Regions from separate parts of the Homo sapiens genome. Here region 2 is linked to region 1. Evidence: read pairs that join two places in POLR2A ChIA-PET (ENCODE). Cell type or tissue: MCF 10A. All regions are shown on one strand. Each heading gives the region's core, and the rest is flanking DNA. Links, peaks and the distances in the headings are about the cores only. Region 1 overlaps LOC105370839 (a long non-coding RNA gene). Region 2 overlaps LOC105370839 (a long non-coding RNA gene).

What was found. ChIA-PET counts read pairs that join two places held together with the same protein. Peaks named below come from ENCODE experiments on the same cell type or tissue, not always from the same donor. Only the 100,000 strongest peaks of a DNase experiment are listed, where the experiment ranks them.
Region 2: POLR2A ChIA-PET joins it to region 1 with 7 read pairs; 2 of 35 experiments call an interaction of 5 or more read pairs at or near these places.

The regions. Positions count from the first base shown.
Region 1 is chr15:60,186,440-60,190,840 of GRCh38, forward strand. The region is part of intron 2 of LOC105370839 (a long non-coding RNA gene); the gene reads left to right. Among named protein-coding and RNA genes, the nearest start is that of FOXB1, 180 kb to the left of the region's middle. In MCF 10A, for the core only: no CTCF peak of the experiment used is centred there; no DNase peak of the experiment used is centred there.
Region 2 is chr15:60,253,750-60,258,150 of GRCh38, forward strand. It overlaps LOC105370839 (a long non-coding RNA gene), which reads left to right. Exons shown (of 5, transcript XR_932310.3): 4 at 131-181; 5 at 1,625-2,390. Among named protein-coding and RNA genes, the nearest start is that of ANXA2, 140 kb to the right of the region's middle. In MCF 10A, for the core only: no CTCF peak of the experiment used is centred there; a DNase peak (open chromatin) is centred at 1,882.

The DNA of each region.
Region 1 (4,401 bases), core at 315-4,314:
CATGGAAAGAATACATAATGAAACTGCATGTAGCCATTTTCGATCATCAAAATTTATGAGCATTGTGCCATGGCTGGCTTATTTCACACATATCAGAATTTATGCAACTAAATATCCATGCTCCCCTTCAAGGTGGGCACCCTGAGAATCCATCCATGGATAGAATGATGCAACACATTCTTGTGCATATTCCAGCAGGAATGGGCTGACTTGGGAAAAACCTTATAATCAAGGCCAGAGAATAAGATAAAGTAGATGACCATTCATGTGGCCAATATTAAACATATAAAAAAAATAGGTTTTGAGCAAGGGTTTATTCACTACTGGAATACATGTTTTCATGTATTTATTCAGTAAATACAGCATACGAAGCCCAGGGATAGACACTATAAGGCAGGGGTCCCTAATCCCCTAGGCTACAGGCTGGTACTGGTCCGTGACCTGTTAGGAACTGGACCACATAACAGGTGGTGAGTGGCGGGTGAGCAAGCAAAGCTTCATCTGTATTTATAGCTGCTACCCATCCCTGACATTACCGCCTGGGCTCCACCTCCTGTCAGAACAGTGAAGGCATTAGATTCATATAGGAAAATGGACCCTACTGTGATCTGCACATGCAAGGGATCTAGGTTGTGCAATCCTTATGAGAATCTAATGCCTGATGATCTGTCACTGTCTCTCCCATCGCCCCCACATGGGACCATCTGGTTACAGGAAAATAAGCTCAGGGCTCCCACTGATTCTACATTATGGTGAGTTGTATCATTATTTCATTATATATTAAAATGTAATAATAATAGAAATAAAGTGCAAAATAAATGTGCTTGAATCATCCTGAAACCATCCCCCCAACAGCCCCTCATCTATGGAAAAATTGTCTTCCATGAAATTGGTCCCTGGAGCTAAAAAGTTTGGGGACTGCTGCTATAAGGGATACAAAAATTGAAGGACACACAGTTCTTTCCTCAAGGAACTCATAGCCCCGTAGATTCAGAATTTGCAGGTCTATGCTGGCTCTGATGCCCACATCCCAGGATGCTTGATCCCACAGCAGTCTCATCATCACACCTGGGTATTCTGACTTGCCGTTGCCTCCCTTTCCAAGGCAGCCTTTGTTCTAGTTCACAGTCACTTCTGTCTCCATCTTGGTGAGCAACATGTTTAACATGTTTTCCTTCTGTAGCACTGGGGACAGGGTGATCTGCTTTTCCTCAGACTCTACACACAGAAAAGGTTGAGCCTCCCGCGCACTTGACCCTCCCTTGATGGACATCACCTGCCATGGCCCTTTGGGACGACGGGAGGTTCTGCTCTGAGTGATTTCTCCTGCAGTGTCTGGTGCCCCCTGGACCAATCGTTCCCACAATTCCCAGGGAGTGAATGTGCAACTCTTTAACTGATTGACTTACCACCAGCCAATTAGAGCTTAAACTGTCTAATTAAGCCAGAGATGGAGCCATCAACTCACTGAATTCTGAGGCCTATTAACTTCACCTAAACAATAGAATGAGGTCAGGTGTGTATTATCATTGGGAATAACTAGTAAAACCAGCGTAAAGCACTTTGCAAATATAAAACACTCTGGGAATGTTGGTAAGAATAAACAAAAGATAGGTCTAGACTAAAAAAAAAGTCAAAACCTGTGCAAAATTCATATACAACCTCTTTTTAAATAGCCTCTCCTCAAATGCATAAACTTCTGAATTCACTATTTGTCTAAACAGCAGAGTAAAATATGCATCATTACATAGGACTCTACCATAAATGGTCTCCATTCTTATTTATTTTTCATAATTACCTTTGACCAGTGTTGTTTACTACGTTATGACTATCAAGACAGCTCTATTACACTGGTTTAGCCACAATTCACAATTCATATGTGCTTCTTTCTCAAATCTTATATCAATATCATAATTACTCCCCATTTTTCTCTTTTAAGACAATAAAACTGCTCACTTCAGAAACAGGGAAATCATCATTCTCTTGGAGGGTGAATAAGAAGTACTTACTGACTTGCTTTAAAATCAGGCAGCTCATTGTTCGTGTCCTTTGTAGGGACATGGATGAAGCTGGAAACTATTCTGAGCAAACTATCTCCAAGACAGAAAACCAAACATCCCATGTTCTCACTCATAGGTGGGAATTGAACAATGAGAACACTTGAACACAGGGTGGGGAACATCACACACTGGGGCCTGTCGTGGGGTGGGGGGAGGGGGGGAGGGAGAGCATTAGGAGATATACCTAATGTAAATGACGAGTTAACGGGTGCAGCACACCAACATGGCACATGTATGCATATGTAACAAACCTGCATGTTGTGCACATGTACCCTAGAACTTAAAGTATAATAAAAAAAAACAGACAGCTCATTTATGAAAAGATTAAAATTGTCCGCTCAAAACACCTTTTTTCACCGTAAAACTAGCAACTGCAAAGAAAGACAATATACACAGAGAGATTTTTGAACCTGATTTATTTAGCCAAGAACAAATGTTTTTGTAAACATCACCACACAGAGAGAACCCATTCTAGTCTGTTCCTAAAGCTACAGCTGCGTTGGACCCTGAGATCATATTTAGCAAAGAGACATTTTTAAGAAAGTCAGCATGAGAGAGAGAAAAAAATCTTCTCAGGTATGTGTATGTTATTAATCATAATTAAGGCAGGTTTGACAGCTTCCTGGCAATAGAGATGATAAGTTCCTTTTCTCTGACATCAAAATCCTAAAGGAATACTAGCTATTTCATTATCAACTTCACTGGTCTTTACACCTATGATATCCACTTCGAGAATATGAGGTCTTAGAGAAACCTGAGCTCTGACAATTATTGTTTGCCCACCACTGACACCGGGTAGGGTATAACACAAGCTGGGCTCTTACTGAGATCTTACTTTAGTACAGAGATCCACGCTGGGGTTAAAATATGAGTTTCAGGAAAACACATGGCCTGCTCCATAATGCATTTCCACTGAAGGGTCATCCTTCAGAGTTGTTGGTTTTTGTCTGTGCAGATGGCTCTGCACTTTTGATTTCCCATTAAATTGGAAAGGGAGCACTTGGTCCCCACTGCAATGGCATCCTGACAAGATATTGAGAAATGGGAGATGGATCTATTTCACGAGTTAGATTCATTTTCATAAAACCAAACAAGAGAATTGCCTCCATTTAATCACACCCAATTTCATTAACGTGCTTTCTAAAATACCTCCACTTTGGAAAGATTCTTACGATGGCTACATCTTAAAGGAAGCATCACCAGGATATCAGTTTGGTGCCTTTGCAGGTGATCTCAAGGAATTTATTCTAACCATCTACTGACCATAAACTCCAGCCGAGTTTCTCGGGCCCAGCAGGGAAATGTGGCCTGTAGTGTGGAAATCCTCAGCTCGCCTTCTACTTCTTTCACAGAAAACATGAGCTTAACAGACCCTTACCTATGTTGGCACCTACATAATGGTGTAGGTTGAAATTTGGATGATCCTCAAGCATCCCATGTTCCTCTTTGTGCCTGTCTTTACGTCTTTCGGCACTGAAACGTTTGTGCTTCCCAGGACTTACTCCAGGGAAGGAAGTGTTCACTAGGAGCTCTACTCTTCGGTAATCTATAGATAGTTCCTCATGAAGGGAAGTAGCAGAAAAGGTTTCACTAATTTGTTAGAAAACTATTTTATTGAAAAGAACAAAGAAGAGTCCTTCCCACACATTGATTAGGAAAAAGAGAAGCATGTTGGGGGGAGTTTTTCCAATGGCTTTTAACTCAAGATTATGTTTAAAACCAAAAACCAGAACAAAACAAAACTTAGCAAGAATAGTGAGAACCAAAAGCAAGGAAAACATGAACTAGTATTACCATGAAAAAAATACTGCGAAGATATTCTTCATCCACATCATAACCAAAACCTAGATTTAAAATCAGGGAAACAGCCTGGACAAGATAGCAAGACCCCACCTCAACAAAAAATAATTGCTTAAAAATTAGCTAGGTGATATACCTAATGTTAAATGACAAGTTAATGGGTGCAGCACACCAACATGGCACATGTATACATATGTAACAAACCTGCACGTTGTGCACATGTACCCTAAAACTTAAAGTATAATAATAAAAAAAAATTAGCTAGGTGTGGTGGTATGCACCTGTAGTCCCAGCTACTTAAAAGCCTGAGGCAGGAGGACTGCTTGAGCCTGAGAGTTCAAGATTACAGTGAACCATGATTGTACCTCTGTACTCCAGCCTGATGACAGAGCAAAATCCTGTCTCTAAAAAAATAAATTTTTAAAAAGTAAAGTCAGGGAAAAAGTAGGATGAAAAGCCAAACGATTGTTGTCTCAGAAGGAAGAACCCAGCACCGTCAAATCTCAACCATGATAGAAACAGTTGTCTCCACCAGCAAAAC
Region 2 (4,401 bases), core at 100-4,099, 67 kb after region 1:
GCTGGCTTCACTTATATGAAATAATTCAGTGATTTGGGATTTTGTGTTAGTTAGCTCTTGTTGCAATAAGTCTACATAACAAACAATTTCCATATCTCAGACATTTATAACATTAACTTCTCATTCACAGGTCTGAATCCTGGCTGGGACAGTTTGGCTTTAAGTAGTACATCAAATTCAGGTGTGTTCCATGTGTTTTTCATTCAGGAATCCAGGCAAAAAAGCTGTGGCTACCTCAGTGTGCTTTTCTCGTGGTGTAGAACAGGTGCACAAAATTGCTGGCAAACATTTACCAAACCTCTTAAGCCTCAGCCTAGAACTGATCACCTATCACTTTACCACATTCCATTGGTCAAAGAAAGTCATATGGCCACACCCAAAACTAGTGGGGCAGGGTGGTATATTCTACCCACAGAGAAGACAGGCAAGGGCAGGGAGAGAAGGAAGAATGGTAAGTAACTAATAATATTCACTACATTGACCATAAATTCAAGATTTAACCATGTGTGGGAATTCAATCATATTTTTATTTCCTTTAAACACAAATGTCCTGGTCAATAATTCAAACGTGCACATTATTAGACTTAATAATAGGAATATAGAGCCCACTTCTTTTCTTTCTTCTTGTTCTTCCTTGCTTTGGAAAAGTCAGCATTCAATGTGTATGTGTGCCAATCCAGGGAAGTCAGAAGACTATGGCATCTTCCATCCAGATTCCTGGGTGGATGTCCTGAACACCAACACCATAGTCAAATGTTTATTTAAGAACACTAGTGTATGCTTCTTTAATACAGTGTAACAAGTTACCACAAATTTAGCATCTTAGAACAATACACATTTATTGTCTCATGGTTTCTGTGAGTCAGGAATCCAGACACAGCTTTGGCTGAGTCCTGTGCAAGGCTGCAGTCAAGGTCAGCCAGGACTGACTTCTCATCTGAAAGCTCATGTGGAGAAAGATTCACTTTCAGGCTCACTGGGGTGTTGGCAAAATTCATCTTCTTGCAGGCATAGGACTCACGGCATCTTGTGTCTCCAAAGCCAGAAAGGAGAGAAAAACTGTAGAGCAATTCTGCTAGCAAGGCAGAGTCTTCTAAAATGAAATATAATCACAAGAGTAGTATTGCATCACCGTCTCCATACTCTGTGGCCTAGAAATAAGTCAGGGGTCCTGCCCACACCCAAGGGGAGTGAATATACAAAAGCATAAACACCAAGGGGCAGGAATCATGGAGACCACCTTAAAGTTTGTCCACCACAACTAGAAACCTAAAAAATATGTTTATGTCTATTAAGAACACATGGGCACAGGGAGGGGCACATCACACACCAGGGCCTGTCAGGGGGTGGGGGGGCAAGGGGTGGGATAGCATTAGGAGAAGTACCTAACATAGATGACACATTGATAGGTGCAGCAAACCACCATGGCACATGTATACCTATGTAACAAACCTGCACATTCTCCACATGTATCCCAGAACTTAAAGTAAAATTTATATATATATATCCTGCTTTTCCCAAATTTTACCAGTGGAGAATCACTCTCCATCATGTTCTAGAATTGCATTCACACTTAGGAGAACTCGCATTCACTGGCTAATTCTATATTGCGTGCTATTTTAAGATCTTTTCAGGAAGGAAACTTCTGCCATCAGTTGGCCAATGCTGTTCCATCAGTGAGTATTCAGTGTCACTAACCAACAGAATGACCAAGAAATCATTCCAGTCAGAAAAGGCCCAAGTACCAACGATTGGACAGTCGTGATTTATATTTGTGCCTGATATGACCAACATAAGTCACACTGGTTATGCATGGAAATGCAACCATCAGCTGACAAGAACTGAAACTTATGACTCATGCTGTGTCAACTCTGAGCCAAAGCAGTCAGTCAACTCAAAGGGAGTAAACATCAGTCAAACAGATGATTTGGCAGCCTAACTATTTAACAACTGATGATGACTGGAATTTTCACTTTTCCATCAGTCACATAGACTTGTCTCAGGAAGAGAAATAACTGAAGTTTAGAGTAGTTTTCTTTTGATTTTTCATAAAAGTCATTCATCCCAAAACATTTGCTGAATGCCTGCTGTGTTCTAGGTACTCTATTTAGTGCTTGGAATATAGAGATGAAAGACTGAAGTAGTGTTAGAAATGAAAAATCATTGTTAAATTCTTTCTCTTCTAATACGATTATCTATGCTGCTAAGCAATTTTCTCAGTGATCATCAGCCATCAGCCATCAAAACCCGGGACCTTCCCCACAGCTCCTCTTTTAACCCTAATATTTAACCAAAAATTGCTCTGCTGCGGCAAAACCTCAATACGTATACACTGCCTTGGTTCCAAAGAGTAATTGGAATGGGCTTACTACTTTCTAGTGGATTTATAGAAAAAGCCATCTGATAAAAATATATTTACTATGATGCCCATTATAACATCTGAGGTTAAGAATACTTTGTATTCTACAAACATTTGAAAGCCAGAGGTCACGTAAAACAAATGCAGGTTTAATACAAATGCACAAAATTACACATAAACAGAGAACGCTACAGAGAGAGAGATAACCTTGGATAACTTGGCTCTTTCCTTCCCTATTCTCTTTCTGGAGGTAATCGTATACATTCCCATGGCTTTTATACACTAAAGCTTTTAGACAGCAAGTAGATGACAAACTCACTTTAATAATCAGTTATCATAAGCTTGGTATTGGGGTTAAAAATAAACTCTTGACAAAGGACTCCTTTATTCTTAAATCCCTTTTATTGTCAAGGACTCCTTTATTCTAATGCAGTGGCTCCTGAAAAACTTTCCTTTCCAAGGATACTTTTCCAAACACAATCAATAATCTACAATCAACTTTGTAATCTCTTTAGAAGCCAGGACCTTCTCAGCTTTGGAGTTTTGATGATAAAATGCATAGCTGGATTTCTACAAGCCCAAGATCTAAAAACTGTATTTGTTGGTTATTAATCAGATTATTAATAATCTGGTGTTTGAGACATACTGTGAAGTCAACAGTTATAAAAATTATTAATTTTAGAAATTCAGAGTTATAATGGGTCTAAAAATATAGTTAGAATGAATGAATAAGGCCTAGCATTTGATAGCATAAAAGGGTGACTGTAGTCAATAATAATTCAATTGTATATTTTAAAATAACTGGAAGAATATAGCTGGATTGTTTGTAACACAAAGGATAAATGCTTGACAGGATGGATACTTCATCTTCCGTGATGTGATTATTACATGCTGCAGAACATCTCATGTAACCCATTAATATATACGCCTATTATGTACCCACAAAAATTAAAAATTAAAAAAAGAAATTCAGAGTTAAAATGAAGTTTTGTTTTGTTTTGTTTTGGCTGAGACAGAATCTCGCTCTGTTGTCCAGGCTGGAGTGCAGTGGCGTGATCTTGGCTCACTGCAACCTCCGCCTCCCTGCAACCTCCACCTCCTGGGCTCAAGTGATTCTCCTGCCTCAGCCTCCCCAGTAACTGGGATTACAGGCGCACATCACCATGCCCGGCTAATTTTTGTATTTGTAGTAGAGATGGAGTTTCACCAGGTTGGCCAGGCTGGTCTCGAACTCCTGACCTCAAGTGATCTTCCAGCCTTGGCCTCCCAAAGTGCTGGGATTACAGGCATAGAGCCACTGTGCCTGGCCTGAAATGAGTTGTAGCCTGAAAACCAGATGTGTTTCACATCTGGTCTATCCCCTCTCCAGAGCTCAATTCTCCACAGCAACATCTGTAGCAGGTAGTTTGTCCAGCTCTTACTCAAACAGCCCCAGCCAAATCGCCCCAGCTTTCCAGTGGGGAGCTCACACCTTCTGAGAGTTTATTTCATCTTCTCACATCACCTTAGCATATATTCCTTATTTTACTCAGTGTTTTTGTCATATAGCTTTAATCCACGATCTTGGCTATACCCCTTGGAAAAAAAATCTTTGAAAAAAACATTAGTTTTTTTACATTGTATGTAATGCCTTCATACAATGGTTCTCCAAATATTGGAAATCCCCTGCCATGTCCTGAATACTCTCTTCCAAAAATGCCTTGAGTCATTCCTCGTTGAACATTGTAAAATCAAATTTAGCCCAAAGCTGCCTTCTTACGAATTTTAAGTTCAGCCTAAAGGTTTCTCTGTTACATAGTGAACTATAACCTAAATGGAGGTGTAAACAGACTGTAACCTACTCTTGTGCAATCACCACGTTTAAGCCAATCAGGGAGGCCAACTGTTCATAAAAGCAAACTCCGAGCTGTCAGCAATCTAGCTATTTCTCTACCTCACTTCCATTTTCTGTACATCACTTTTCTTTCTTCCTTTTTCCTTTTTGTTTTTGTTTTTTTTGTTTGTTTGTTTTTTTTTTGAGACACTTTTGTTCTGTCACCCAG